Regions from separate parts of the Homo sapiens genome. Here region 2 is linked to region 1. Evidence: chromatin loops called from intact Hi-C (ENCODE). Cell type or tissue: Caco-2. All regions are shown on one strand. Each heading gives the region's core, and the rest is flanking DNA. Links, peaks and the distances in the headings are about the cores only. Region 1 holds the start of NDST3 (N-deacetylase and N-sulfotransferase 3). Region 2 overlaps LINC01378 (long intergenic non-protein coding RNA 1378).

Region 1 (16,862 bases), core at 3,439-11,438:
TACAATGTGCTTAGCTCAGAGTGAAATTAACTAAAATATAGGATACTATGTTTGGGGTTGAAAATGGAAATAATATTTGATTAAAAGAGTGGTGCAGATTAATGAATGTCCTTGAAAGTGATTGTGAAGTACAAGAGTATGAGCTTGAAAATAAAGAGCATTGGGTGCATTTGAACAGAGGGATTTGATAAAGACAGTGTTTACAGATGATTAGTGTAGTAGTGACACCCAGAATGATGAACAGCAGTAATATGAACAGAGAGAGAACATGCCACACTGTGCAGAGTGAAGAAGTAGGCAGAGTCAAGACAGTCCCAGCTAAGGGGCTGCTGCTGTAATCCATGTGTGAGGTGGTATAGGTCCAGACTAAGGTGGTTTTGAGAGAGAATGGAAATGAGAGATATTTGGGAAGAAAGAAGAAAAAAAACATGCTTACTGTTAAATTATGGTTGGGGGAGGTAGCAGTCTTGGGGACTAGAAGATAAAGATGCCAGTATAATAGAAACATAAAACTAAGAGGGGAAATTGGCTTGACTCAGTGATGCACACTTCAGATTCAGATAGATAGATGGACTAAGTTATACATGATTAGATAACAAAATCACAATGTTATATAACATAGTTGGATGTAGACAAATACAAAATGTCAAGAAAATCTTTGGAATTGACAGGTTACAGGCACGTCTGAATGTGCTACAAAAACCCAATTCCTCAGGGAAGCCTTTGCTGACCAACTGTATTCTTCCCCTTTAGATGAGGCTCCCTTTGGAGACTTTATCATAACTCTTATGAAATATTATTAACAATATTATTTGTCTAATGTCTGTCTTCCTTGTTAGACTGAAATTTCCAAGGGCATAGGGCTCATGTTTTTTCCCAGTAATTTTTCAAATTTTTCAAAAAGAAATGAGATGAAAACACTTTTAAAGGCCAACAAGATCAACATGTAAACATTTCAGTATAGTGATGAATATGTTCGTGAAATGCTTGCACAAAAATACATAGAAAATTGAAGACTTTTGCATGGTCAGTAGGGTACTCTGAATAAGTACAGAACAAGCACACTAGCCTGCATGTCAGAGAGTTCCCACAGACACAACTGTCTTGATCAGCAGTACAGAACTGACAGTTGTGGTTGAATTCTGCTCCGAATTCAACCTATGATGAGGACTATGCTGACTGATCAGGAAACTGTATTTTAAATTTTGAAAATCAACAGATCACTTAGACAGGCATTCTGAAATAGTTAGGTTCGAGAAAGTTACAAAGTTGGATCAGTTATAAATGTCAACACATCATCAAGATTTCCTATAAGGCACCCTGAAGGAAATAATATGATATGGGAAGATATAGAATAACAATAGTAATGCAGCTAATATTAATAAACATTTACATAGGTACTGAAATTGTGTTGGACCCTTTAGAGGTGAAGTAACCTGCCCATGATGTCACAGCTAGTAGAGGTAGAACTGAAATATGAACTCCAACAGCCTGCATCAAAGATACCATACACCTGGGAAGATAACTGCAACACGATCCTTCCATGCTAGGAACAAGTAGGAAATGCATATTGGGCAGCTATTATCTTTAGATGCTGCAGTTTCCTTCTAAGAAAATGGGCTACTATGATATCTCCTAAGGGGATTTTAATGAGGGTTAAAGCTCTTAGAGGCCGGGTGCAGGGGCTCACCCCTATAATCCCAGCACGAGGGGAGGCTGAGGTGGGCAGATCACTTGAGCTCAGGGGTGGAGACCAGCCTGGGCAACACAGCGAAACCCCATCTCTACAAAAAATATACAAAATTTTATATATATATAAATATATATATATATAAATATATATATATATAAAAATATATAAATATATATATAAATTAGTTGGACATGGTGGCAGGTGGTCCCAGCTACTTGGGAGGCTGAAGTGGTTGGATCGCTTGAGCCTGGGAGGTGGAGGCTGCAGTGAGCCATGATCACACCACTGCCCTCCAGCCTGGGCGACAGAGTAAAATCCTGTCTCAAAAGCAACAACAAAAACCAAACTCTTATAATAGTGTTTGGCACATACAATGAACAAACAAAATTTATCTGCTATGATGATGATAATAGAAATAACACAGGAAATGAGGGAAATATCCTGAAGATGACCAATGAAAGTACACTAAGGGTTCATAAAGGGATAGCTATGAGCATTTTAGCTTAAGTAGAGTTGTGGGAAGCACATAAGCCCACCCTTAGTGCAGAGATCTAAAGTCGGATGGATCTTAGAAGAAAGAAAGAAAGAGGCTCAATCAGAGGCATAACCAGCACCATGTCCTTGGGCTTCTTTTCACCCCTCCCCCTTTCCTTAGATGAGCTCATATACTTCTTGGTTTTCATTATCATCTACACTCTAGTAAATTCTGAATGTTCATTCATAACTCAGACCTCCTTCCTCTAAGCTCTAGGATTTTATATTGAACTATCAACTTGATATAATAGCAACAACAACTCACATAGACTGTGCCCTTTCTTATTATATTCCAGCCACTATTTGGCTCCACTAGAATCATGTCACAAGCAAACTTAACCTGTCTAAAACTGAATTTATGATCTTTCCGCTAAAACCATCCTCATGGTCCCACAATCACCTACGTGCATCCTTAACACCTTCTTTTACTTGCAGCAACTAATCTCACCACAAATGTTCTTGGCTCCTTCTACCATTTTCTCAATGCAGCATCAAAGTGGAACTCTGTTACTTCTTTCCAGCTGAGATCCTGTCAATGATTGCTTATTTTACTTGCTGGTTAAAATTCATATTCTTGTACATGTCCCACAAGACCCTGTGTGGTATGCTTCCCACTTTTATCTCTCAGGCCTGGTTAGATGATGCTCTCCCTTCTAAGTTCCAGGCAAGTGGGTCCTCTTTCAGTTCCCAAAAGAGATAATCTCTTTTCTGTCTCAGGGTCTTTCCACATGCTGCTACCTTTGTCTGAAAGTTTTTTCTCCACTTCCCCATCTGGTTTCATCTTCCAAATCCTATGGTTCTAAGTATATATATCCCTGCCTCACAAAAGTCTTCCCTGATCCCCCTTATCTGTCAGGCCTCCCTGTTACACATTCTCACATCACTCTCTACTTTACCTCTGTAGTATGTTCCAAAGTTATAATTAGTTATGTGATTTTCTGTTATAATTAGTTATGCAATTTTTCTCCATAGCTTGGAAGCATCTGTAAGTACTTGTCCTGTTCACTTCTATATTTTTAATGTCTAATAGAGTACTTGAAGTGAGAATAGCCCATTGAATATTTGTTGAATGAGTGAAAAAAGGCCTCTACTAAATTTTACAAATAGCAGCTGGCACTCACAAACTAGGGCAGTATTTAAGTCAAACCATCTTCTATGAACAGCTACCTTCATCAGTCACACTGGCCTCAAACAGTCAAGGCAATAATATAAACATTGTGAATAGCAGTGACCACCTTGATCAGAGCCATAAATCAGGCATATCCAGAATGTGCTTTTCACTGAAATTTACTCAATTACTTATTTTTTCCATTCTGAGATTTTTCAGAATTCAGCATGAATAGAGTTGCTTTGCAATGCATCTGTTTTTAAAAAGACTCCACCAAGCAAATATTAACCATTAATTATTTACCATTAACAAAAGGCAGAAGAAGCAATTAGTTTTTGGAATCACAGACAATTCCATAACATAGTGAAAGAACTCAATATATACAAACATATATTCTGCAAAGTATTGCAATATCTGCAAGGGGAAGTGCCTGCTTGTCAATGTAACCTATCTTTTCTCTTCCACTAACACCCACCATCATCCCAAAGTAAAAATCAATTTCTAAATGAAATAGAATCATGTTAAAGTTGGCAGTACAAGAAAAGTGAAAAAAGATTACCATCTGGAAAATGAGTATTAATAACTAAAGAGCTTCAGGTTCTAACATAAATGAAAGATATTTAAAAGATCCTGACAATATTCCTTTTTCTGAAAAAGGAATGAACTATAAAACTATATTTTATAATGTTGAAAAATGCAGTGGGAGGCCTCAAATATGTTACATGGACTTGCTAAAAGTAATTTAGTAATAATAATAAAAATTGACAAGGGCAAGCTTTTCTTTGGGAAAGAATGTGTGAAATTGTGTCATGTTAATTAAACCCTGCTGTGGTAGGCAAGTAAGAAGCTGATTTACATGGAGTATGACCAAGAATACACTCTGTCTCTAGAACTGCAATTTTTAAAAGATGGATGGGAGAAAAGCTGCACTTGAGGGCATTAGCTTTGTTTGGTACATTAAATGGAAAATGACTTTCTATTATCATTCTCCCTCCATCTTTGTATTAGAAATTATGAAGAGAAGAATATGTTTTATTCACCTCCCTCAGTGTTATGCCATCCAGTGATGCAAGAGAAGAAAACTACCCCACTGCTGTTTGCTGTTTATTCTGCCCTATATGACTTAAGGGGGAAAATGTCTGCCTTTACCCTCTAAGATTGGACCAGAATGCATGCATCAAAATACGCTGACATATTCTGTCACACATGCTCACATATGACATATGTGAGTGCTGACAATGCAGCTTTTAGGGTCTAATCCAAACCTTTTCTTTGTCCTTCATTAGACTCATGGGAACAAGAGAGTGTTAACCTGGCCTCTCATTGGTTGCCTGGACCATTAGATGTAAAGTTACAGATCAGTGTTGGCTATGTTTTAGGGCAGGTTACATGAACCAGATAAGGAAAGACAGCCAATCTGCAGAGAGAAGATGATGCAAAAAGAGTAGAAACGAATAATGAAAAAATATGATATAGGGAGTCTTGAGGAGGTTGAAGGTTCTATTACTCTCTATTCTATGGACACATCAATAAAGGCGTCAGGTAAATTATTCTTCTGTTACCTTGGGCACATTTTAGAACAAGTGAGACTCAACCTAACAGCAGTAGCAAAAGAGGAGAAAGAAATCACCTGAACTAGACTGTATATACTTAGCTAGGGAAGGCACCACATTTAATTGTCCTGTGGACTCCTTTATGCCTGGTGCAAAAGTAGATGCTTAGTAAATACCTCCTGGGTGAATGAATGAGTATTTCATATGTAAGGGAAGTGATGGAAATTGTTGGAGTGGTATATGGATTACCTCTGTTCCATCAAGAGGCATATCAAGAACAAATATTTGAAACCTATAGAGAGACAATGTAGTATAACGGTTAAAGGAATGTGTGCTGGAGCCGGACTCAAACTGCATACCAGCTTCAGCACTTGCCAGGGATGTGATCTTAGGCAGGTAGGTAACCGCTCAGTGCCTCAATTTCCTCATTTGTGAAACAGGAATAATATTTACCTTAAATAATCTTTGTGAAGATTATATGAGCTAAAAATTAATATGTAAAGTAGAACAGTGCCTGGTACAAGGTAACTATTCTATGAGTAAAAACTGTAACATCTCTACTTAGCAGAAATCTAGACAATAGTACTTATCACCAAGTTAAATTTTGTATTATTCACTGATGTTTTCTCATCTATCTTCGTCCTGGCCTCCAGATCAATTTCTAAAATGTTGAACAAACAGGATAAAAAAGGGTCTCTGGAATCCTCATTTTTCAGGTGAAGAAACCAAGCCCCAGAGCCAGCAAGGGAGCTGTTCAAGGCCACTCCTGTCTTGGCAGAGCCAGTCCTAGAATTTAGGTCTACTTTCATGTTATTTTCAAATATTTTAATGAAAAAAAAAATTCAGCAATGAAACACATGTAAAATGGATACCCATAATTGAGATGCTTAAAGGTTTTAGGATAGGACTGCAATAATTGATTTTTAAGCTCTTATTTGGCAACAGGTAATCAAGAATTATAGCCCTCAGTAATTTGTAGAAGATTTGGGGAAATAATTTCTTATAGACATTAATTAATTGTAGTAGGTCCTGACTACTTTTTTTTTCTTGTCCTGTAACTTACATGAAATCGATGAAAATGTTTAGAGTAACATGAAAGAATAAATCACTCACTGTGATATCCAGGTATCTAAGAGTATAGTTTTTTACTATAAACAAACAGACAAACCAAGAAATATTAAAATCACCCCTTTACGAGAAACTTCAGTCATGAAATAGTTTTGAGGATTGTTCAGACTAATTATCTTTATAATGTAGGTCGTTACTTTTGTGGCCTGGCAGCATTCCTAATCTGGACAGGTGTTCAGAGTTCATGCATTTCAGTGTGAATGCTCATTTATAATAGACACAGCACAGGGAAAGTAAACTTCTACTGTTTTCCCTTACTGTCAGAACTGTTAAGCAATTAGAAATTCAAGGCATTCATTTAGTTGAGAATAGTGTTTTTATCCTTAATTCAATTTCCCTGATTTTATAGTGTATATAAATCACAAAGTATTTACATATAGTTTAAAAAAATATATTTTGCATCTTAACAAATGCACTTTTAAGGCTCTAATCACCAAAAAGCAGCTGAAACTCAATCAGGTTTCAAGGAAGTCATATAATCAGAGTCCCAAGATTAAAAGAAAAAAAATTGTAATTTCTTTACAGTTTTAAAATTTTGAAATGACAGGTAGACAATTACATATTTACATTTTAGCTTATAATAACTTCTTTAGCAGAATATATGGTTTAGAAAAAGAATCTCCAATGCCTGATTATCTCTTCTACTATATATTTTTTAACAAACTTTTCAGTTACACCAAAAATTAATATTTGCCTCAATGTTCAGAAATAATGCTTTTCTCAAGAAAATTAATTTAAAAAGAGGGTATATATAACTCCACCAAACTAAACTATAACAAATATCTCCAGAAAGAGATAAAAGTTTTATTTTATCTAAAACATTTTAGTAATGTAAGAATTCTTCATTTTAAAGACTATGAAGAAAATTAACTCATGTGACAAGCTCAAAATTAACATTATTTACACAAAGAAACAAATCTTCTGTTTTACCATCAAGATGATAAAGAAAAATGATAACAAAATTAGAAATGGTAGATACTGTGTTAACCAGAGAAAGAAAAAAAAGAGCTTATCTTAGGCAAGCCTCTTTATATGTTCAGTACTATTTTAAAAAGGAGCCTCCTTCAAACTTATATTTGAAATCTCCATCTTAAATATAATATTGATAGGAAGGTATGGATGAAGAAAAAGGGAAAAAAATTCCCTTCAGCTGAATATCGGATATTCTAGAGTTTCTCTGCCATATCATCCTGCTCTCTGGTGGTGAACAGCATTGCTCAGTAGTTGATAACATGAAATTTTCTAAGGGCAAAAAAAAAAAACAAAAAAAAAGTGTGTGTCCCAGATCAGTTGCACACATCTCAATATTTGATTTGTATTTTAATTTAATACAAATGTATTAAGAATGTAGCTGTTTGCATTGTCTAGAAGGGTTTTCTTCTAAACTCTTCCAGATTACATGTTGCTATATTTCAATATGTTTATAAAGAATATAGATACTAATACATTTTCGACATTAAATAACTCTGATGCTTAAACAGTATCCAGCTATTAGAAAAACTATTTGAAAAAGGATCTGAGTAAACCCCTTAAAGATGTAACTTTGCTTTTACCTGCCCCCACAAAATGGATATATTAAATAGAAGATATATCTGTTTTCTTTAAATTTAAAGTTTCTGTATTTGATACCTAGATTGATTCTTTCCATTTCCATTTAATTTTATTAATTGTATAGTTTTAAATAATGTCTATAAACTGCATCAAATAGAAAGCCTTTTGAGGATCATTACTGTGTAGATAGGCAGGTAGTTTAAAGTCTCTGATATTCCTTACAAAATTCTGTCAAGGCAACAGACATGTGTTCTGTTAAACAGATCTACTTCAGAATCATTATAAGTTGGTGAATATCTTAAACAATTACAAGAGGTCATTTCTTTAGTACCATAATCTTATGAAAGGGAAGCTTTAAAATCATCCCTGAATGAGACGGTCCTTTGTTTCACTTAATTTAATCAAAATACTCTATATTTCTTCTTCAAGAATAAAATGAAGCACTTGTTCAATCTTGAAATTTTTAGATTATTTGAAAGCAAAGTTGTTATCTCTTAAAAGCCCCTACATTTATGAGTGAGGCATTAATGCACAGTATAAATAAATAAATACACTTACCTGGAATTAAAGTTCAGAGCTGAAAATGCTTGAGAAAGTTGCAATAGATGGAAAAGAAACGGAAACAGTACCACTCGTTACCATCGGCTCAGGCTTTTTGACTTTACAAGTGGTAGCAACACCAGTCCTGGCCCAGTACTCTCATGTTATGTAACATCTTATTAATATTAGCCATCAAACTGCTACCAAGCTGGTGAGGCACTAGAGGGCAAGAGTGTCACATGCAAGACCCGTCGCCAAGGGACCGGCTTTGGTACCACTTCGGGGGAAGACAGATGCTAACTAAGCTGATGAATAACAGGATGCCCGAATACAACAGCAAACTTGTAACGTTCCTCAAAGAATATTTTACATGTCAATTTTCTGACTAGCGGAAGAGTTAACAGGTTAATAAATATGAGCAAGCAAATAACCACACCATGAAAAACTTTTAGGATTATATTTACAAACCCACAGTCACTCAAGAGGCTGTTTGTTTTTTTCTTTCCATTGTCTAAATAAACTTATTTAAAACAGGAGAAAAAAGCTGGTTAAATAAAACGAGTGTCGGTTTCAGGACTCCCTCATTCCAAGCCGCGAGAAACTTGTCTGGTCGAGATGCCGCCTCTGGAGTCCGCATTCCAAGGCGCCCGGATCGGGTTTCTGGGCGAGGAGACCGGCCCCGTCCTCCATGGAGATTACCTGGGGCTGCAGCCGTCCGCGGGCTCCTCCTTCCCTCGGGTCTTCGGCCTCAGCCGCTCCCCAGGGCCCCTCGTCCGGGTGGCGCTTGGGTGCTACGCGGTGCCCGGGGTCCGGCGGGGGCGACAAGCGGGCGACCTCTCCCCTCCGCGCCCGGGATCTGCGCGGACACAGCTGGTGGCGACTTCGGCCGCTCAGGCTGCGGCTGCGGGGCGAGCGCAGCGGGTGCGCCGGGGACTCCTGCGCTGGAGAACCACGGCCCTGGGACCCGCCCGGCCGCGCCTCCGCCGCCCTCGCCACCGCCTCCCGGGCGGGAGCCGCCGCCTCCCAGCTCCCGGCCCGCGCGCGCCCGCCCCGGGGAAGGGGAGGGAGCGGGAGCTGAGGACGGGAGCCGCCTCCATCGACCGGGCTCCCGCCCGGACCGGCCCTGAGGATCTGGCTGCCCGGGCCTCGACAAGGAGACCCCGGGGGTTCCGCCCCGGCCTGCCAGTTCCGACCGCCCCTCCCGGCGGGTTGGCGGCGGCCGCCAAGGATGAAACGTCTTGTGCGGCCAGGGAAAGGGGTGCGAGTCCCCGAGGCGACGCTGGAAGGGTGGGGCGCACCCGCGCGGTCCCTTCCTGTGGTGCTCCTGCCGTTGGCACTGGACCAGGGCGGCTGCGAGGCTGCAAGAGTTTCCTCTGTTCGCCAGTTTTTTTCAAATGCCATGTGTTTCAGCTCCTGAAGACAAGTGGAAGGCCAGCAACTGAAGAGATATTTTGGATTCAAGGTGTGAGGTTACCCTCTCCAGAACTATAGTTTGATTAGAAGTGTGAATCGAATGATATATATTTTTAAAAATTTCATTTGGTTCCACTAACATGTGAATTGTATTAAGTGGGGTCTACTAATGATACTTTGTATTGGCCATTTGTGGTTTTGCTTCCCAGCACTCACTCTTGTTGAAACAGTACTCCTGTTCATTTTGGAAGATCCAACCACTTGATCTCACCCCGCAGCCCATTTGCTTTAGGTGATGTCAGCCGCTGCTGACTCACTGGTAGACCCACAGCTCAGGTCTGGCCAGTGATGGCTTTCTGTCCTGGTAGCATGGGTAGGTATGTAACCCAGGTCTGGCCAATCAGAGAGAAAAACAGAAAAAAACCACCATTCTGGGACTTTTTTTTTTCCTTCCTCTCTTAAGAAAGTGGACTCTCTTCTACTGGACTTTGCATAATGAAGATGTGAGCTTAGAGCTTGAAGTCTGAAAATAAAGCTGATACTCAGGAAGGCAGAACTGAGAGTTGGAGAAAAGTGAAACCCAGATGGAGATTTTCGAGCTTGGAATCGAGCTGTAGCTGAAATAAGTTCTATCTCTGGATATTTTCATTCATAAACAAATACATTCACTTTTTTTTTTGATTCGGAGTCGCGCTCTGTCGCCCAGGCTGGAGTGCAGTGGCGTGATCTCAGCTCACTGCAAGCTACGTCTCCCGGGTTCCCACCATTCTCCTGCCTCAGCCTCCCGAGTAGCTGGGACTATAGGAGCCCGCCACCAGGCCCGGATAATTTTTTGTATTTTGGTAGAGACGGGGTTTCACCGTGTAAGCCAGGATGGTCTCGATTTACTGACCTCGAGATCCGCCCACCTCGGCATCCCAAAGTGCTGGGATTACAGACTTGAGCCACCGCGACTGGCCACATTCACTTTTGTCTTAAGGCAGCTTGGACTGCATTTGCTGTCCCTTGAAACTGAAAGAGACACAAACGATGATACAGTAATTAAATATTCTGGTTGTTTATTAACTTTATCAGGGTATTTGGATTCGTAGTTCAAGACCTTCAATTAGAACCCAATGTCCTGAAAGGGTTAGTTGGAATTGTGTTTTAAAATCAGGAAGTTATATATCCTTTTTGTTCTATGTGATGGAGGGGTTACAGATGTGACTGAACCAATTGCTCCTTCTGGAAGCCCACAAAAATGTCAGGATGCTAGAATTCTTTGGCCAAGTAACATGTATTAGATTGGTTTTATTTATTTTTTAGTTGGAGTGTTCCCTGGAAGTCTTGTGCCTTTTAAGAATTTTAAGAACCCACATTTATTTTTCTATGTACTCCTTACCCAAGAGAGAGCCTGCTCTGTCTTCCGAGCAGCCATGCATTCATCATTTTAGTAATCAAAAAAATTATTGAACACCTACTAAATGGCTCTGGGAATACAATAATATTGAAAAAAGAAAAGCAGGACCACTCTCTGCCCTTCAGTCGCTTATATTGATATAGCTGTAGGAGGTCAGGCTCTTCTACAAGATTTCAGAGAATAGACAAGATTCATGAATTCATAAATTCCTAAATGTTTCAGGGAATGTAGGCAGATTCAGAAATGATATTCACTTTTTCTTTTCTTTTTCTACCTCCTCTGCACAAAAACACAAAACCAGAAAAACTTCTTCTACAAAATAAGATACTTACTATTCTTATGACTGTATTTTGGGGTTTTCTTCAGCTAAGATGGATAGGAGACATAATCAAATTTCTCATTGTTTTTGGGAGAGTTGTTACCTTTACCAGCTACTGCTCCTTCCAACCATCCATCTGGAATTACAAACAGCTTAGGATCATGCTGTCTTTTCCTATGAGATCCTCAAATCTTACACCTCTATTAGAGAAGTCCTCATCTGCACACATATGTCGTCTAAGCCAGTGTAATAGCAGATTGATATGTTGCCTATATTTCCTTTCACTCCTGGGCTGCGTGCCCAGCAGAGAGGTAAGAAGGGACAGACATCAGGGCCAACCATTGCCCCCTGTAGCCCTCCCTTCCAATCTTCTGTTCCTAACCCAGGGACATTAAGGCCAGCGAAAAATTTTCCTCCAGAGAGGTATTCCTATTTAGTCTAACACTGTGGCAGTGCCCAAGTAGAGGTGGAGAAGGCCATCTGATTCAGGGCCAGACATTTGTGAAGCACTTCAAATAGAGTCATCTCCAAATGAACTTGTGCAATACATATATGTATATATATATATATATATATATATTCTTTTTTTTTTTTTTTTTTGAGATGGAGTCTTACTCTGTTGCCCAGGCTGGAGTGCAGTGATACGATCTTGGCTCACTGCAATGTCTGCCTCCCAGGTTCAAGCGATTCTCCTGTCTCAGCCTCCCAAGTAGCTGGGATTACAGGCACATGCCACCATGTCCAGCTAATTTTTTCTATTTTAGTAGAGACGGGGTTTCACAGTGTTTCCCAGCTTGGTCTCTAACTCCTGAGCTCAGGTAATCCACCTGCATCAGCCTCCCAAAGTGTTAGGATTACAGGCGTGAGCCACCGTGCCCGGACTGAACTTGTGCAATATTTTTTTAATAGGATCAATTGATTATGTTTAGTTTAACCTTTTGGGATATACTACAGTTTTTGTAACCACCTTTGGCATTTCTGTTATTACTATTTACATAAATACTGAGAATCTCAAAAAATGGAAGAGGCTCAACTATTGCTAAACTCTGAGAAGCCTTGAAACAATATGAAATATTTTTATTAGCATCCCAGCTTCAGACACAAAAGGAAGCATCTGCTTGTAAATTACATCCCTATAGAAATCATTAAAAAGGGGTGGGCGTGGTGGCTTACGCCTGTAATCCTAGCACTTTGGGAGGCCGACGCAGGCGGATCACCTGAGGTCAGGAGTTCAAGACCAGTCTGGCCAACATAGTAAAACCCTGTCTCTACTAAAATACCAAAATCAGCCAGGCATGATGGCGGTGCCCGTAATCCCAGCTACTCGGAAGGCTGAGACGGGAGAATAGCTTGAACCCGGGAGATGGTGATTACAGTGAGCCGAGATTGTGCCACTGCACTCCAGCTTGGGCAGCTGAGCTAGACTCCATCTCAAAAAAAATAAAAAAAAAAAAAAAAGAAGATAAAAGAAAAGAAAAAAGAAATCATTAAAAAGAAGAAAAAAGAGTAAAACTTGTACTTTTAATATTGAAATCATCCTTGTATTTAGTCACTGAGGCCAAAGGCATTGAATAGCAACTCATGGTGATGTAGAGATTTAATAACTTATGCTTTATATAAGTTAAAAATTATTTATATCTTTTGATGGTTTTTTGTCCTTTATCTAAATGCTTCTATGTGGAGGGTGCTGATTATAAAAGACTTTTGGGAAACTAATTTCAATTTCCAGAGGTCTCTTCTATTTTTCAATGTCTAGTTTAAAGCCATATATTATTCTATTATGACAAATATTAAAAAGTACAAGTATTTATATAGGACATGTTAGTATTTCTAACCTGAAACAGCTAATAAGCTATAAGATTACAATTTCTTTAAAAATCTTCAGCCTGGACTTTATAGTAATTAATGACACTGTTAAGCTGCTTAAAGGTAATAGGGTGAAGATTTAATAGAAATCGTATTCTAGCTAGGAACTGCTAACTCAGCCCAAGGAAATGTACTCCAACTTTGATTGTCTCAAGAGGTGGCAAAGTGAAAACACATCAAAACCAAAAATCTCAGCAAAATGATTGGTTGGGAGGAAGGAGGAAGGAGGAAGGAGATGGTATGCCCCTTTCTGGCTGCCCTAAAGCCACAAAAAGATAAATTTCACCTGCTTCTAAGTGTCCTTGCAGACATTTCCTGTGAAAAGTAATGAAGGCTGAATTAGTAGTATTAAAGTCTCATCTTATTTTTATGAAACACCACTTTAAAGCTTAGTATACTAGATTAGAGCAGTGATTCTCAAACTTTAGTGTGCCTTAATATCGCTATAGGGCTTATGAAATCACAGGTTGCTTGGTCTCACCCTCAGAGTTTCTGATTCAGTAGATCAGTAGGTAGGGCCTGAGAATCTGCATTTTAGCAATTTCCTAGGTGATGCAAATGGGGCTTGTCTGAAGCCATACTTTGAGAACCCCTGGACTAGAGCATTACTGAGAACCCGGTGTCTTTATGTGTGTTTATAAAAATGAATGTGTGTTACTAAATATGTTATTTGATTTTCAAAGCTAATTTTCTGCTTTTATAGTTATCATGGTAAATATACAGTAAATTCAGTATTCTAATTAGTTTTTCATATAATCAATTAGGCAAACTACCAAAGAAAATAAAATGACTTATTCAAAAATATACAGCCTTTGTCACGGTAAAAATAGCAAAATTTGGAAATGGGAGAATGAATGCCAGACTCTTACCTCGAGTGCTGCCTCTGTTACTGATTCATTTTGTGTTTCTCCCTGCTCCAGGGGCACTGCCTTGCACATCAATGATCATTTAAAACACACTAAAGAAGAGAAAGAAATTATTTTCTTAGTAGAATAGGTAGTGTTTTACACTGTCCCTGCTGAAGGAAATAACCTTATTTTATCCTGTCTTAATAAAAAAAAAATTCTAAGCCAAAAATTACCTCTACACATTGTTTTCTGTTTAAATTCTGAATGCGTTTTCCTCAAGAATAGTTATTTTCCCTACATGAGGCTATTTTAAACTCTTATGTGCTGATCATAGGTATGTAGTTAATTACAAGCCTTGGGTGATGACTCTTTGGTAGTTAAAAACATATTCATACCTATAAGTTTAGCATAAACTATTGAAATTATTGTCATTTTGTTCCATCTTATTGGAGAAATAGAAGCAATCATCAGATTGCAGAACACTTTGACTCTTCAAAGCTATCTTGTAATATTCAGGCAGGACCAAATATCATTAAGGTGTTTCTTTGATCTAGTTTGCAACATTAAAACATCATTTTATAGCTTGGCCTTATGCCATGTAGTTCAAGAGAGATTTATTGTGAGAATAAAATGGATGATTTCTCTCTCATTTTGTCTGAAAACAGGCTTCATAAACACTCCAGAATATTTTCTCTACCATATTACAATGATGTATTTCCATTATATCCCATCCTTGGATTTCAGGAGGTTGAAGAAAATACATATTCAAGAAGTAGGAGTTGTATGAATTAACTTAGTTTAGCTCCTTTGAAAGTATGTTTTTGAAAAAGTGATATGATAAGTTGTTAGAAAAAAGAGAAATAACAAAGAAAACTGAGATGCCCTGTACATTATGAATTGACAAATCCAATATTGTTAGGCTTGAGGCTTTTTGACTGAATTCTCCACCAAACATTTGAATTAGAATTAGAGTACTGTGAGTATAAAACACGAAAATTTAATTGGAAAATGGAACAGTCTGTGCATATGGTTTTTCTCCCTCAAACACACAAACAAGTACCCTTAGTAGTAACAGAAGAAATAGACAATGGAGACGCTGTTCACACAGCGCTAAATTGAAGTGTTGCACTACATCTTTTGCATTCTGGAACATAAGAAAAACTCACACTTGAGCTCAAGCACTCAAACACCTAAATGAAATGAAATTACAAGAATTAATGGTCAAGCACAAAATATTTTTCTACAAAGTCTCATTTTAATTATTGGGAACCATAATCATTTAATATTGCTTTCCCATGATACAGTTCAGCCCACTGGAAAAGGTAAAGGTAAATAATATTGATTGGCCAAATGAATTCAATTCTTGAAATTTTATTTTCCTTAAGCCCTTTAGGTAAAGTATATTTAAGAATTAATCTTTGAAAGATTCTACTAGTAATTTGTGCCTATGGTATTATATATAAGTTATGAATTTAGACTTTATTATATGTAAGTTACAAATTTAGACTCTATTATTGATCAGGGCAGGAGCATAAGGTTAGCAGAGACACTCTAGAGTTCTAAAACTTGTAATAGCTTTGTACTTACAGCAGAAGAAAACAAATTTAAACTGGGTTAAAGGATTTGGGGTGGTAATAGAATTATTTTTTATTTATACCTATCTATGCTAGGGGGGCAACAGTTTTTTTTTTTTTTTTTTGGTTGGGGCTACATCAAGCACAGCAAGCAGAGAGAGAGAGATGAAATGCAAAGTCATCAATTATCTGGATATTGCCACATTTCTGGAGTGTGACCAACATCAAATATTTGTCCAAATGCTTAATATATTCACATTTTTATTCTTCAATGAAATCAATTTCTCGACAACATAGTTTAATGGAATCTATGTAGAGCTACATGACCTGGGGCCCAGCTCTGGCTATGCTACTTGCCACTTACTTAACTTTGGGCTGATTGCTTCACCTCACCTAGTAAATGAGAACAATGGACCCATCAGAGGAATGAATTGAGAATAAAACATGTGAGAAAATGCTATGAAATTGGCACACAGATATGTAGATAAATGATATTTTTTAAAATATGGGATTATCAGATTGGTCATATTTATAAGAATGAAACTATTAACTATAAGATAAGATATAATCGTCTTACCTAAGACTTACATTTTAGTGTAAAAATGAAGTGAACATAATTTTCTATTCAAACCCTTTTCTTTTTTAAGGAAATTTAGTTTCTATTCTATTAATAATGCTAAATCTAGTAGTAAATTTAGTAGCTACAATCATAGGACATCATTTGACCACCTCTGAGATTACCAGGTGCTGTTGTGTTCATCTCACCTAATTGCTACAAAATTTCTGATTGGAAGATCTCTGATTGGAAGGCAGTCTGTTAGTTGTCTTTCAATATTTAGTCTTCCCTTCCTCTACAATAATAGCATCTGTAACAGGACACGTAACCATGCAGAAAGAAAGACTACATTTTCCAACAAGGTATGGCTCAGCTCTAGCCAATGGGTTATAGAGGAAGGATTGTGCTATTGTTTCTGGGAACTGTCTTGTGACAGACAGACACTGGAGAAGCCCCCATGGTACCCACCCCTTGCTGTTCAGTACTTGTAAAATACCCTCCCCTGGAGTGTTGACAGGACCTGTGACTTATTTATAACTAATAGAATATGACAAATGTGATGGAATTTCACTCGTTATGTTATGTTATGTTATGTTATGTTATGTTATGTTATGTTATGTTATGTTATGTTATGTTACATAAGACTTCATCTTGCTACCAGACTAACTCTAGAGGCTCTCCTTTCTGGCTTAATGAAGCAAATGGCCACATTGGGAAAGCTCATGTGGCAAGAAACTGCAAGAGGCCTTAATAAATAATGGATAGCCTCTAGGAATTGTG
Region 2 (16,862 bases), core at 4,862-12,861, 590 kb after region 1:
TGTCTATAGAACAGAAAACATGCACTGACAGAATTTAGAGAAAATTGTCATAAATAGCTTATTTCCTTTCATATAAAAAATTATGGCTTTGTACATAGCATCAAAGGAAATGGGTGGAGAATCTGTATTTGAATCTGTCTCAAAAGTTTGTTAGAGGTGGATCATCTGATTTCTTTGGAAACATTATAGCTAATTTACTGAATGTTGATTTCATCAATTTGATTTTGAACAGTTCCTGAGAGACTGTTAAAATGACCATTGATATTATACAGACCATTTTCTCATGCAGATTTTCTTCCATCTTATCTTCAAAAGGTACAGAGAAATTTAGGTTTCTAGCTACCTCAAAGAATACAAGAAATCAGGTTTTGTAGGTTTGAATCAACATATGGAGCCTGAATTAGAGTAGAAGACTACAATTATGTGGTTCAATGTGTGAGTGTTAATTTTTAAAAGTAGTGTAAATTTTTTTCCGCTATATGTAAAAAAAAATTGAGCCATCATAGGAACAAAATTGCATGATATTGACAAGAGCAAAGAACACTATGCAGTATTTACCTCTGACAAGAAACATAATATTAATGCCCTTAATATACCTTTCTCATAGATCCCTTTCTACTGAAGGCACCAGTTCATGGGTGTCATTTGGGAGCAGTCATTGTTGGTATTTCTTCTGGCAGTTCTCCTATTTAATAGGTACTGAAGTAAGAAGTAAGTCCACTTGTAAATACAAGTGTAAAAGAACAGAAATAAGTTTCCTGCATTCAATTTGGGTAACTCTCAATATGTATTAGTTTTCTAAAGGTAATGGTCTCCAGCTCCATCCATGTCCCTGCAAAGGACATGATCTTGTTCTTTTTTTACGGCTAGATAGCATTCCATGGTGTATACATACCCCATTTTTTTTACCCAATCTGTCATTGATGACCATCTAGGCAGACTCCATATCTTTGCTATTGCGAATAGTGCTGCAATGAACATATGCATGCATATGTTTTTTTAAATAGAACAATTTATATTTTTTTCGGTATACACCAGTAATGGGATTGTTTGGTGGAATGGTATTTCTGTCTTTAAGTCTTTGAGGAATTGCAACACTTTTCCACAGTGGTTGAATTAATTTGCACTCCCACCAACAGTGCATAAGTGTGTCTTTTTCTCTGTAACCTTGCCAGCATCTGTTATTTTTTCACTTTTTAATAATAGCCATTCTGACTGGTTTTGATTTGAATTTCCTTAATGATCAGTAAGGTTGATCTATCTATCTATCTATCTATCTATCTATCTATCTATCTATCTATCATCTATCTATCTATCCATCTATCTATACATGTATATACATACACACACACACACATATATATGCTTATGTGTCTTCTTTTGAAAAGTGACAATTCACGTTCTTTGCCCACTTTTTAATGGGGTTGTTTGTTTTTACTTGTAAATTTGTTTAAGTTTCTTATAGATGCTGGATATTAGACCTTTGTTAGATGCATAGTTTGAAAAAATTGTCTCTCATTCTGCAGGTGGTCTGTTCATTCTGTTGATAGTTTCTTTTGCTGTCCAGAAGCTGTTTAGTTTAATTAGATCCATTTGTCAATTTTTGCTTTGGTTACAATTGGTTTTGTCATCTTTGTCATGAAATTTTGCCTGTGCCTATGTCCTAAATGGTATTGCCTAGGTTTTCTTCCAGGGTTTTTATACTTTGGGGTTTTACATTTAAGTCTTTAATTCATCTTCAGTTAATTTTTGTATATGGTGTGAGGAAGGGGTCCAGTTTCAATCTTCTGCATATGGCTAGTTAGTTATCCCAGCACCGTTTATTGAATAGGAAATCTTTTCCCCCATTGCTTGTTTTGGTCAGGTTTTTGAAGATCAGATGGTTGTAGGTATGTGGTCTTATTTCCAGATTCTTCATTCTGTTCCATTGGTGTATGTGTTCATTTTTGTACCAGTACCATGCTACTTGAGTTGTCCGGCTCTGCAGTACAGTTTGAAGTTGGGTAGTGTGATGCCTCCAGCTTTGTTCTTTCTGCTTAGGATTACCTTGCCTAATTGGGCTTTTTGATTCCATTTGAGTTTTAAAATACTTTCTTTCTAGTTCTGTGAAGCATGTCAATGGTAATTTAATAGGCATAGATTTCTGAATCTATAAATTATTTGGGCAGTATGGCTATTTTAACAATATTGATTCTTCCTATCTATGTACATGGAATGATTTTCGTTTGTTTGTATCATTTCTGATTCCTTTGAGCAGTGGTTTGAAGTTCTTCTTGTAGAGTTCTTTCACCTCCCTAGTTAGTTGCATTCCTAGGTTTTTGTGTGTGTGTGTGTATGACAATTATGAAAGGGAGTACATTTCTGATTTGGCTCTTGGCTTTACTGTTGTTGGAGTATAGCAATGCTAATAATTTTCGTACCTTGATTTTGTATCCTGAGACTGCTGAAGTTGTTTCTCAGCTTAAGAAGCTTTTAGGCCGAGACTGTGTGGTTTTCTAGATATGAGATCATATCACTTGCAAACAAGGATAGTTTGGCTTCCTCTCTTCCAATTTGGATACGCTTTATCTTTTCCTCTGGCCTGATTGCTCTGGCCAGAACTTCCAATATTATGTGGAATAGGAGTGATGAGAGAGGGCATCCTGGTATTGTGCCAATTTTCAAGAAGAACGCTTCCAGATTTTACCCTCTCAGTATGATGTTGGCTGTGGGTTTATCATATATAGATCTTATTATTTTGAGGTACGTTCCTTCAACACCTAGTTTATTGAGAGTTTTAAACATAAATGGATGTTGAATTTTATTGAAAACCTTTTCTGCATCTAGTGAGATAATCATGTTGTTTTTGATTTAGTTTTGTTTATGTGATACATTTACTGGTTTGCATGTTTTGAACCAATCTTGCATCCTGGAAATGAAGCCTATTTGATTGTGGTGCAAAACCTTTTGGTGTGCTGCTGGATTTGGTTTGCAGTATTTTGTTGAAGATGTTTGCATCAGAGTTTATCAAGGATATTGGCCTGAAGTTTTCTTTTTTCTTTCTTTCTTTCTTTTTTTTTTTTTTTTTTTTTTTTTGCTTCTGCCAGGTTTTGGTGTCAGGATGACAGGATGATACTGGCCTCATAGAATGAGTTAGGCTGAAGTCCCTCATCCTCAATTCTTTGGAATAGTTTCAGTAGGAATGCTACCAGCTCTTCCTTGTACATCTGGTAAAGTTCAGCTGTGAATCCATCTGGTTCGGGGCTTTTTTTGGTTGATAGACTATTTATTACTGTTTCAATTCCAGAACTTGTTATTAGTCTGTTCGGGGATTCAATTTCTTCCTGATTCATTCTTGTGAGGCTGTATGTGTTTACACATTTATCCATTTCTTCTAGATTTTCTAGTTTATGTGCATAGAGGTGTTCATAATATTATCTGATAGTTATTTGTATTTCTGTATTGTTAATAATATCCCCCTTGTCATTTCTGCTTGTGTTTATTTGAATCTGCTCCATTTTATTCTTTATTAGTCTACCTAATGGTCTAATTATTTTATTAATGTTTTCAAAGAATAAGCTGCTGGATTGATTGTGCTTTTGAATTTTCTTTTTTTGTCTCTATCTTCTTCAGATCAGATTTGCTTTTGGTTATTTTTTGTCTTCTGTTCAGTTTGGGGTTTGTTTGCTCTTGTTGCTCTAGTTATTTTAGTTGTGATGTTAGGTTGTTAACTTGAGTTTCTAATATTTTGATGTGGGTATTTAGTGATATATATTTTCCTCTCAACACTGCCTTGTGTCCCAGAGATTCTGGTATGTGTAAGTTTATTCTTATTGGTTTCAAAGAACTTCTTGATTTCTGCCTTAATTTCATTATTGACCCAAAAGCCATTTAGGAGCAGGTTATTTCGTTTCCACTTAAGAGTATGATTTTGAGTGAATTTCTGACTCTTGAGTTCAAATTTGATTGTGCTTTGGTCTGATAAACTGTTTCTTATGATTTCAGTTATTTTGCATTTGCTGAGGAGTGTTTTACTTTGTATGAGAGATCAATTTTAGAGTATGTGCCATGTGACAATAGGAAGAATGAATATTCTGTTGTATTTGGGTGGAGAGGTCTATAAATATCTATCAGGTCCATTTGATCCCATTCATGTCCTGAATATCTTTGTTGATTTTCTGTCTCAATGATCTGGGTAATATTGTCAGTGGAGTGTTAATATCTCCCACTGTTATTGTGTAGGAGTCCATGTCTCTTTGAAGGTTTCTAATTACTTGCTTTATGAATCTGTGTGCTCTTGTGTTGGGTGCATATATATTTAGGGTAATTAGATCTTGTTGAATTGAACCTTTTACCATTAAGTAATTACTTTCTTTGTCTTTTATGATGTTGGTTTAAAGTCTGTTTTGTCAGAAACTAGGATTGCAACCCCTGCTTTTCTCTGTTTTCCATTTGTTTGGTAGATTTTCCTCCATCCCTTTATTTTGAGCTTCTGTGTGGCACTGCATGTAAGTTGGGTATCTTGAAGTCAGCATATCAATGGGTCTTGCTTCTATATCCAGCTTGCCACTGTATGTCTTTTATTTGGGATGTTTAGCCCATTTATATGTAAGATTAGTAACGATATGTGTAGTTTAGATCCTGTAATCATGATTTTGGCTGGTTATTTTGCAGACTTAATTATGTGGTTTCTTTATAGTATCACTAGTCTGTGTTCTTAAGGTTTTTTTTTTTGTTGTAGTGGCTAGTAACAGTCTTTCCTTTTTATATTTAGTGCTTCCTTCAGGAGCTCTTGTAAGGCAGGTCTGTGGTAATAAATTCCCTCAGCATTTGCCTCACACCCTTTTAAAAGAGCCGTAATCCCACTCATGATGGCTCTGCCTTCATGACTTAATCATCTCCTAAGTGCCCCACATTTTAATACAATTATACTGGTGAGTGAATTTCAACATAAGAATTTTAAGGGACACATTCAGACCATAGCACTTCCTTCCCCAGCTGTGAATTAGATGTGTTTCTAAAATGTAATATGATACATGGATGGGAGAATATGAAATCTTTATTTTTAATTACCTTAGAATAAAGAGAAATTAAAAAGTGGATAATTTTGCATTCTCTATATGGCTAACAGAAGCTGTGAGATAATGAGTGTCTGTCATTGTACTTGCTTATCTTGACATGAGTGTAGTTGTTTAGTGACACAGCTCAATATATTTACTTGTTGGTTTTATTGAAACTTATAAACCTAAAATTGGTATTTAGAAATAGCATTCACTCAACAGAAAAAGATACATTCAGCAAACATCTTTTAATAGACTGTTAAAGACAAAACAAGGAAGATATATAACAGAGGGAAAGTATGTCTCTCTGGTTGTATCAGGGAAGAGTATACGTAAGCAATCACAGTTTGGGCAAAGATATTTTCAAACAGAAAACAGTAAGCAGAAAGGCCTTGACTCAAATCACCGTGGTTGGTAGGTTACTCGTCATTTGTACAATTGCTCTCAAATCAATTTCTTGCCCTTCCTCTGCTTTACTCTGAATTGCATGGGGCTAACCTCTACAACATATCCCAAGCTCCCTTGTTTACTAGCTATAGCAAACAGGAGGCATAGGGAGGTACTGGGGTTGGAGAAACAAAAAAGCCAGCACATATCTTCCCCCATTTTTTGTTCTGTCTGTATCCCTGGTAGAGGCTATGTTTCTTGTCTGTTTCCAGTTCTCATTACAATCCTTCTCTGTTTTAACACTTCCCTCCTGCCTCCTGGTGGCTCAGACTCCTGGTTTCTGATAAATCAGGGGATAGTAATGGTCTCTTTCTCTTGCCAAACTCTGGATTGTCTCACCGTGTCTCATTTTTTGCTCTTTCAGCTCTTCTAGTAACCTTGCTACAGTTCTTTGTAATAAATTTCTGACAATGAAATTTATGATCTGGACTTTCTCTCCCTGACTGGACCCTATTGATACAGTTTATCTGAGTAAATAAGCAGGATAAAAGTTATAAAATAATAACCTATTGTTAAGGAAAGGGAGAAAATGGTGGATACGAGGCAGGACTAACTTGCAGCTCCCACTCAGAAAGACAGAGCCACATGTGGAGACTCATATTGTTAACTTTTGCTCTGAGATCTACCGCAGCAACAAACCAGGAAAGCTGAGATAATCCACACACCCTTGGAAGAGGATTGCTGCTGCAGGAGCCATGGGACAGCCAAGGAACTGTGAGTTGCTTTCTTTGCTGAAAGGCTTGTACCCTGGGGAAAGTTCTCAACCCTGCTCACCTGCTGCCTGGAAATAAACTCGGTGCAGTTGGGGGGAGCATGGTAGGAGTGAGACCAGTCTTTCTGGCTGCAGGCTGTGTGAGAGTTGGGTGAAGCCTGTGGCTGATGGCTTTCCCCCACTTCCCTGGTGACCTCTGTGATACAGCAGTCAGCCATAATCCCCTGGGAACAGAACTCCATTGGCCTGAGAACCACATCCCGATACACCACAGCAGCTGCAGCAAGCCCCACTCAAGGACAGTCTGAACTCAGACACCCTTAACCCTGCCCCCACCTGAAGGTCTTTCTCTATCCACCCTGGTAGTTGAATACCAAGTACATGATCTCTTGGGAGCTCTATGGTCCCACTCATTGCCTGACCCTAGAGCAAGCTTGTATCCTACTTATACTACTGCAGCTGATGCACTCTTGAAAGCGCCACCTGCTGGCTGGAGGCTAACTGACACAAAAGCATTACAAAAATAAAACCACGGAGCCTCACAGAGTCTACTTCACTCCCCTGCTACCTCTAACAGAGCAGGAGCTGGTATCCATGGCTGAGAGACCTGAAGATGGATCAAATCACAGAACTCTGCAGACACTGCCCAGCACCAGTGTAGAGCCTAGTAGCTCTGCTGGGTGGCTAGATCCAGAAGAGAAACAAAAATAACTTCAGCTTGGCTCTCAGGAAGCCACATCCCCAGAAGAATTGGGAGAGAACCAAATCAAGAGAGCACCTTTTGGGACAAAAGAATCTGAACAGCAGCCCTTGAGTATCATAGGTGACCTCTGACACAGTCTACTAAAATGAGAAGTAACAAGAAAAACAATTCTGGCAGTATGACAAAATAAGATTCTTTAACACCCTCAAAAGATCACACTAGCTCCCCAGCAATGGATCCAAACCAAGACAAAAATCTCTGAATTGCCAGAAAAAAGAATTCAGAAGGTTAACTACTAAACTAATTAAGGAGGCACCAGAGAAAGGTGAAGTCCAACTTAAATAGATTAAAAAAAGATACAGAATGTAAATGGAAAAATCTCTAGTGAAATAGATAGCATAAGTATGAAACAGTCACAGCTTCTGGAAATGAAGGGCATACTTAAAGAATTGCAAAATGCACTAGAAATTCTCAGCAATAGAATTAAAGAAATAGAGAAAGAACATCAGCGCTCAAAGACAGGGCTTTCAAATTAACCCAATCTGACAAAGACAAAGAAAAAAGAATTTGCCAGTCATGGTGGCTCACGCCTGTAATCCCAGCACTTTGGGAGGCCGAGGCGGGCGGATCACGAGGTCAGGAGATCGAGACCATCCTGGCTAACATGGTGAAACCTCGTCTCTACTAAAAGTACAAAAAATTAGCCGGGCATAGTGGTGGGCACCTGTAGTCCCAGCTACTCCGGAGGCTGAGGCAGGAGAATGGCATGAACCCGGGAGGCGGAGCTTGCAGTGAGCCAAGATTGCACCACTACACTCCAGCCTGGGTGACAGAGCCAGACTCCGTCTCAAAAAAAAAAAAAGAAAAAAAAGGATTTAAAAAATGAACAAAGCCTCCAAGAAGTGTGGGGTGCTAAACCACCAAATCTAAGAATAATTGGAATAATTGGTGTTCCTGAGAAAGAAGGGAAATCTAAAAATTTGGAAAGGATATTAGAGGGAATAATTAAGGAAAACTTCTCTGGCCTTGCTAGAGATCTAGATATCCAAATATAAGAAGTTCAAAGAACACATGGGAAATTCATTGCAAAAAGATCATTGCCTTGGCACATAGTCATCAGGTTACCTAAAGTCAAGACTAAGGAAAGAATTGTAAGAACTGTGAGGCAAAAGCATCAGGTAACCTATAAAGGAAAACCTATTAGACTAACAGCAGATTTCTCAGCAGAAATCATAAAAGATAGAAAGTATTAGGGTCCTATCATTAGCCTTCTTAAGCAAAACAATTAGCCTAGAATTTTGTATCTGGCAAAAATAACTTTCATAAATAAAGGAAAGATACAGTCTTTTTCAGACAAACAAATGCTGACAGAATTCACTGCTATCAAGCCAGCACTACAAGAACTGCTAAAAGGAGCTCTAAGTATTGGAACAAATCCTTGAGGAACACCAAAATTGAACTTCCTTGAAGCATAAGTCTCACAGGCCCTGTAAAACAATAACACAATGAAAAAAATAAAGAAGGTATTCAGGCAACAAACAGAATGATGAATAAAATAGTACCTCATATCTCAATACCAAAGTTGAATGTAGATGGCCTAAATGCTCCACTTAAAAGTTACAGAATGGCAGAATGGATGAGAATTCACCAACCAAGTATCTGCTGTCTTCAATGAACTCAACTGATGCATAAGGATTCACATAAACTTAAAGTAAAGGCGGGGGGTTGGGGGAAGATATTCCATGCAAATGGACTCCAAAAGCAAGCAGCAATAGCTATTCTTATATGAGACAAAACAAACTTTAAAGCAACAGCAGTTGAAAAAGACAAAGAGGGACATTATAAAATGACTTAAAAAACTAGTCCAGCAGGAAAATATTACAATTTTAAATATATATGCACCTAACACTGAAGCTCCCAAATTTATAAATCAATTACCACTAGACCTAAGAAATGAGAGAGACAACACCACAATAATAGTGAGAGACTTCAACATACCACTGACAGCAGCAGACAGATCACCAAAGTCAACAAAGAAACAATGGACTTAAACTACACCCTGGAACAAATAGACTTAACCGATATTTATAGAACATTTTACCCAACAACTGCAGGATACATATTTTATTCATCACCACATGGAACATTCTTTAAGATAGATGATATAATAGGTCACAAAACAAGTGTCAACAAATTTAAGAAAATTGAAATTATATCATGTACTCTCTCAGACCACAGTGGAATAAAATTGGAAGTCAACTCCAAAAGGAACCCTCGAGACCATGCAAATACATGGAAATTAAATAACCTGCTCCTGAATGATCATTGGGCCCATAATGAAATCAAGATAGAAATTTAAAAATTCTTTGAACAGAACAAGAGTAGTGACACAAGGTATCAAAACCACTGAGATACAACAAAAGAAGTGGTAAAGGGAAAGTTCATAGCATTAAACGGCTACATCAAAAAGTCTGAAAGAGCACAAATAGACAATCTAAGGTCACACCTCAAGGAACTAGAGAAACACGAACAAACCAAAACCAAAGCCAGCAGAAGAAAAAATAAATAAGCAAGATTAAAGCAGAAGCAAGTGAAATTGAAACAAACAAACAAAAGAAAGTACAAAATATCAATAAAACAAAAAGCTGGTACTTTGAAAAGATAAATAAAATTGATAGACAATTAACAAAATTAACCAAGAAAAGAAGAGAGATTATCTAAATAAACTCAATTGAAAATGAAAGGGGAAATATTATAATTGATATCATAGAAATGAAAAAGATAATTCAAGGATACTGTGAACACCTTTACATGCATAAATTAGAAAACCTAGAGGAGATGGATAAATTCCTGGAAATATACAAGCCTCCTAGATTAAATCAGGAAGAAATAGAAACTCTGAACAAATCAATAATAAGCAGCGACTTTGAAATACTTAAAAAGTTACCAATTAAAAATTCCAGGACCAGACAGATTCACAGCTGAATTCTATCAGAAATTCGAAGAATTGGTACCAATCATATTAACACCATTCCTCAAGATAGAGAAAGAGGGATTCCTCCCAAAATTATTCTATGAAGCAAGTTTCACCCTAATACTAAAAGCAGAAAAGAATATAACAAAAAAAGAAAACTACAGTCAAACATCACTGATGAACATAGATGCAAAAATACTCACCAAAATACTAGCTAACCAAATCATATAAAAAGATAATCCACCATGATAAAGTGGATTTCATATCATGGATACAGGGATGCTTTAACACCCACAAGTCAATAAATGTGATATACCACATAAGCAGAATTAAAATAAAAAATCGCATAGTCATCTCAATAGACACAGAAAAAACATTTGACAAAATCCAGCATTCCTTTATGTTTAAAACCCTTAGCAAAATTGGCATACAAGGGACATACCTTAAGGTAATAAAAGCCATCTATGACAAACCTATAGCCAATTTTATACTGAATGAGGAGAAGTTGAAAGCATTCCCCCTGAGAACTGGAGCAAGACAAGTATGCCCGCTATCACCACTTCTGTTCAACATAGTACCGGGAGTCCTAGCCAGAGCAATCAGACAAGAGAAACAAATAAAGGGCATCCAAATTGGCAAAGAAGAAGTCAAACTGTCACTGTTTGCTGATGACATGGTGGTATACCTAGAAAACCCTAAAGACTCCTCCAAAAAGACCCTGGAACTGGTAAATGAATTCAGCGAAGTTTCAGGATGCAAAATTAATGTACATGAATCAGTAGATCTGCTCGTACACCAACAGCAACCAAGCTGAGAATCAAATCAAAAACTTAACCCCTTTTACAATAGCTGCAAAAAAGAAAAGAATCAGGAATATATTTAACCAAGGAGGTGAAAGATCTCTACAAGAAAAACTACAAAACAAAAGCAACCACAGATGACACAAATAGAAACACATGCCATGCTCATGGATGGATAGAATCGATGTTGTGAAAAATGACCATACTGCCAAAAACAATCTACAAATTCAATGCCATTTCCATCAAAATAACACTATCATTCTTCACAGAACTAGAAAAAGAAATTCTAAAATTCACATGGAACCAGAAAAGAACCCAATTAGCCAAAGCAAGACTAGGCAAAAAGAACAAATCTGGAGGCATCACATTACCCGACTTCAAACTATTCTATAAGGCCAGAGTCGCCAAAAGAGCACGGTGCTGATATAAAAATAAGCAGATAGACCAATGGAACAGAACAGAGAACCCAGAAATAAAGCCAAATACTTATAGCTGACTGATCTTCAACAAAGCAAATGAAAACATAAAATGGAGAAAGGACAAAAGGACATCCTATTCAATAAATGGTGCTGGGGCAATTAGCAAGCCACATGTAGATGAATAAAACTGGCTCCTCATCTCTCACCTTATACAAAATCAACTCAAGATGGATCAAAGACTTAAATCTAAAACCTGAAACTCTAAAAATTCTAGAAGATAACATCAGGAAAGCCCTTGTAGACACTGGCATAAGTAAAGACTACATCACCAAGAACCCAAAAGCAAATGCAACAAAAGCAAAGATAAATAGATGGGACTGAATTAAACTAAAAAGCTCCTGCACAGCCAAAGAAATATCAGCAGAGTAAACAGAAAACCCACAGAGTAGGAGAAAATCTTCACAATCTATACATCTGACAAAGGAGGAATATCCAGAGTCTACAAGGAACTCAAACAAATCAACAACAACAACAAAAAACACATAATCCCATCAAAAATTGGGCTAATGACGTGAATTGACAATTCTAAAAGAACATATGCAAATGGCCAAGAAACATATGAAAAAATGCTCAACATCACTAATTTTCAGGAAAATGCAAATCAAAACCACATGATACCACCTTACTCCTGCAAGAATGGCCATAATCAAAAAATAAAAACAAAATAGATGTTGGTGTGGATATCATGAAAAGGAAACACTTTTGCACTGTTGGTGCGAATGTAAACTAATACAACTGCCATAGAAAACAGTGTGGAAATTTCTTAAATAACAAAAATTACATCTACCATTTGATCCAGCAATCCCACTCCTGGCTATGTACCCAGAGGAAAAGAAGTCATGCGAAAAACATACTTGCACATGCATGTTTATAGCAGCACAATTTGCAATTGCAAAATTATGGAGTAAGCCCAAATGCCCGTCAATAAATGAGTGGATAAAGAAAATGTGGGGGGTGTGTGTGTGTTTGTGTGTGTATAAAATGCGTGTGTGTATATACATATATACACATTATATATATGTGTGTGTGTGTGGGTGTATGTGTGTATATATATATGTATACACACACACTATGGAATACTATTCAGCCATACAAAGGAATGAAATAATGGCATTTGCAGCAAACTGGATTGAATTGGAGATGATTATTCTAAGTGAAGTAACTCAGGAATCAAAAGCCAAACATGGTATGTTCTCACTCACAAGTGAGAGCTTAGCTACAAGGATGCATAAGAATGATATAATGGACTTTGGGAACCTCGGGGGAAAGGGTGGTAGGGGTTCGGGTTTGAGGGATAAAAGACTACACATTGGGTACAATGTACACTACTTGACTGATGGGTGCTCCTAAATCTCAGAAATCACCACTAAATAACTTATTCATGTGCAAAAAATATAGATTAAAATGATTTAAGAAAGAGGAAAAAAACACTCTACAGTCATGTGCCAAATAACCACATTTCAGTCAATAATAAACAGCATTTATGATGATGGACCCATAAAATTATGATACCTTAGTTTTACTGTACCCTTTCTATGTTTAAATACACAAATACTTAGCATTGGGTTGCAACTGCCTACAATATTCAGTACAGTAACATGCTGTACAGGTTTGTAGCCTAGAAGCAATAGACTATACTCTATAGCCTAGGTGTGTGGTAGGCTATGCTATCTAGATTTTTGTAAATATGATGTTCACAAAACAACAAAATTGCCTAATGCTGCATTTCTCAGTATGTATACTGCAGAAAGGTTAGTATTAACATTTACAATTTCCACTTATATAGTATATACCTTCTGTCCTCTCAAAAGTTTTACTGAAATAACTCTCCTACTCCACACATAAGAATACTCATTTTCTCCTATCTTTCAAAACATTGGTTTTTGTTAGTCTTCACTAATATGGAAGTATTCTTCAGCCAAACAAAACAAAACCACCTGTTATTTGCATTTTCTTTATTACTGGAGAAGCTGTACATGTTTTGCTACATTTATATTCCTTCTTGGAACGGTTTGAGTCTTCTGCTAATTTTCTACTGAATAGTCTTATTTTCTTAGGAATTTAGTAGTATAATTCTAGTTAAAAGTAAAGAATATTTTCATTTTCCTTTTTTTTTTAACGAGTAACCTATTGTTTTTAGGTGTTTATGGAAATTCCAGATATTACAATTCATTAAATATGTCTGGAAATCAGAGGAGAGGCCAGCATGGGAGTTCAAAGGAAGTAAATGAAGTCATCTAGAGGCAGAAGATAGAGGAGAAAAATGGCTGAGGATGAATTTTTAAGGTAAGCATGTTAAGGTATGAGCAGACAGAGATAATTGGTAAGAAAAACAGATGAGGATAGCATAGGAGAGAAAAATGATGAAAAAACAATAGTATTCACCAAAGATTTTAGAAAGTGGAGATAAACCTTGAAAATTTTCAACTGGGCTCTGAATTTGGAAGTTAATTTTTATTGTTGGCAAAGAGGTGGAAATGGGGGAAGGAAATATGGAGAGATGTACTAAAGTTGAGAAGCAGAAACTGCTAAATAAATTGTTAAATAAAAAGTGTTGAGGTTTGAAAAACCATGATTTTTTTTTATTCCACTCAGAATTTCTTAATATGGGGGGCATAATATTTGATGAGGCCAATTGTAGCAATAATCCAAGTTGAAGCGACTCCTAGAAGGACAAAAACAAAGACTGGTTGATGGTTCTGGTGATGGTATACCAAAAGACCAGCCATGAATCCAGAAACTAGAAGAATGGCAGGCCAGGGAGGAGTTGCTAATGCGGAATAACTAGTTGGTCCAATGATACGGGTATCATTGGGGTATAGAATAAAAGGTGTTTTATCATCTAAAAGACGGATGTGAGCGATGTTCATGACTGACAAGAGGTAATGGGGAAGGAGCAGGCACCACTGAAGATGGCTGCAAGAAAAATACTGTCTTTTGGGAACAAGGAGATGTATAAAACCAACTGTGTAGAAGTTGAGGATGAAGGAGAGTTTATTTATGATGGAATGGGGATCCAGTAACCATAATGGTATGGATTGTAAGAAACGTCAGTAGGGGAATGACAAATTCATGGGCTGAATGTGCAAAGTAGTATAGAAAGAAGACAGTATGACAATGGTTATAGTCATAATTACATTTCATCTCCTAATTTCTAGTTCTGAACTACCCACAGTTACTCAATATACTCAAGGGCTGTCTCTATGACCTCTAATTAATACGGAGGCTTGGGGTATTTTATTCCATTTAAGAGTTTCCATATTCATTTCGTTATCCTATCGTTATTCCTTAAATTTCTATACACTTGAAGTGCATGTATATATTTGTATGTGTGCTTATGTCAACCTTCCTCAGCCATTCTACAGGACTATACAGATAATTTAGTACTCCTTTGTGAATTAGGCACTCAAAGTTAACAGCAAAATTTAGGGAGACAATGTCAAAAAGAGCTTTTCTCTGTCAACTTTTTTTTTTCTGTAGTTGACTAAAGAATTGTTTTCTTATATACCTACATATGTGCATAAAGAAACACATGAAAGGAAGAGAACATATTTTAATTATGAACTTTGGAGCTCTATTTAATGGTGTAATTTAAGAAAAATAAAGCTAATTATAATTCAAGATTATCTCCTGAACATCTTGGTACTTTCTAACTTGTGATGCCAAGTTGGTGATCCTCTTACACATCTTTTAACCAGACTTGTCTTCTTTTGGCTAAAATCTAGTGTTTTCAGAGAAGGCCAACTCTTCAAACCAAAATGGATTTAATCAGGAAAAATTGCAAGTAAAAACGTTACAAACCTTTTAAAAGTAAACTGAAAAATATTTTGATTTATAGACTTGTATTATTTTAAACTAACATTTCCTTCCACTGACAAATATAAGTGATATTTGGCAGAGTTTCAGAGGACCACCAAAGCTTAAATTAAACATGTGGAGAATATTGTCTCTACTCATGCATGTGATTCCTAAACACTGTTCAATAATTAATCTGAACTGCTTCCAAAAATAAAAAAAAAGCAATGTATAAAACAAAACAAAATCCTACTCTTCTACAGTTCTACTTCAGTGAGTTCTAGGAAGAAAAATCAAGCCCAAAGTTTAGTTGTTCACATACAGGTATCATTTATCCAAGTGTATATTATCTATGCAATTGGCTACAGAAGCCTGAGCACAAAAGCACAGGTGTTATTAGGTTGAAACAACTCTCTGTGTACCCTTTTCCAGGAATTCCGTGTACCTCCTAGGCATGAGTGTGAGCTAACTAGGAAATTAGATCAGTTCTACTCTAAACAAAAATAAGAGCTCCTGAAACTATGCACAAGTTTATTTGAGTAAAAGGAAGTCAAATCATTCTGTTAAGTTCTTTTACATCTTGTGTTAGGCAAAGAAAATAGTAAAGCTACAGATATAAAATAAGAAAGACTTTAAGATCCCAAGAGAGATACATTTTAGCAGTGCTTGCTTTTATTTTTGTGTATCCTAAGACAGATATATTTTAGTGGTTCTTACTTTTATTTTGTTTATCCTAAGAGAGATACGTTTGTAGATCCTAAGGGAGAGATATTTTGTCAGTTTTTACTTGTTACTTTTTCTAACTATACTGTTTTCTTAATATTTATATTAGATAAATTTATTTTGGATATAAAGAGGTCTGTTTGCTCACAATGTGGAAAAATAATAGAAAATAAAGAAAAGAAGGGTAAGAAAAAGGAAAAAGCATTAATACTTTGTGGATTAGATAATGTGTTATGCACTTTGGTAAATATTTTAATCACAATTTTCTGAAATTTTTACTGATTCCACTATAATTTTCAATAGGAAAATGTTCTCATTGAATTTATTTTAGATGCCAACTATCTGAAACAGTGTAATGATCTTTAAAATTTCCTTTTTGGAGGCTGTAGGGAATAGCATCAATGTTTCCAGAATGCTAAATATTTTTTTTTTTAATTTTGAAAAAAGTAGTAGGAAGTTTTGGAAGAGGAATATAAATACCACACAATATAATCTTCCTATCAGTTCTTGATTTCCTTCTATATTCTAGATTGTTGTCCATTAGCTATATGTTTTCTATGCCTGACATGAAAAACTACCACAAAGTTGGTAGCTTAAAACAACATAACTTCATTCTCCAATAGTTCTGATGGCCAGATATCCAAAATCCAGGTGTTGGGAGAGCTGTACTCCCTATAGAGGCTCTAGAGGTAAATTGTTTCTATACCTTTTCTGGCTTTTGGTGGTTAGTGACTTCCTTCACTTTTGGCCACATCACTCCAATTTCTGCTTCTGTCTTCACATCACCTAACCTGTTTCTGTCTCCTCCTCCGTATGTCTCTTATAAGGACTTCTGTTGCTCTTCTAGGCAATCCAGGATGATTTCCTCATCTCAAGATCCTTCAGCTAATTATAATGACAAAGACTCTTTTTCTAAATAAGGTAATATTCATGGGTTCTTGGATTAAGGCGTGAACATATCTTTTGGAGGGCTACCAGTCAGCCCACTACATCTACCATCTGTAATATCAATCTGTGAAAAGAACTTAGTACTTTCTAAAATGACTTGCTTAAGGTGTGATGCCAAACTCTATTTCACTGAGCCAAAATCTGATTCCACATATTTTCCCCATAATTCCAGTTCTGCCATTTGGGGTCCATCTTATGTCCATTTTCTGTTGCTATCACAGATTGGGTAATTTATAAAAAAT

What was found. Hi-C counts contacts between places; a loop is a spot of excess contacts. Peaks named below come from ENCODE experiments on the same cell type or tissue, not always from the same donor. Only the 100,000 strongest peaks of a DNase experiment are listed, where the experiment ranks them.
Region 2: it touches region 1 in a loop (4-fold over the local background); 3 of 110 quality-filtered maps call a loop at or near these places.

Annotation. Positions count from the first base shown.
Region 1 is chr4:118,025,856-118,042,717 of GRCh38, reverse strand. It overlaps NDST3 (N-deacetylase and N-sulfotransferase 3), which reads right to left and starts at 8,232. Exons shown (of 14, transcript NM_004784.3): 1 at 8,126-8,232. In Caco-2, for the core only: a CTCF peak has its summit at 8,343 (motif pointing right); DNase peaks (open chromatin) are centred at 8,347 and 8,777; H3K4me3 peaks cover 584 bases; H3K27me3 peaks cover 184 bases.
Region 2 is chr4:117,437,941-117,454,802 of GRCh38, reverse strand. The region is part of intron 2 of LINC01378 (long intergenic non-protein coding RNA 1378); the gene reads right to left. Among named protein-coding and RNA genes, the nearest start is that of LINC01378, 18 kb to the right of the region's middle. In Caco-2, for the core only: no CTCF peak of the experiment used is centred there; no DNase peak of the experiment used is centred there.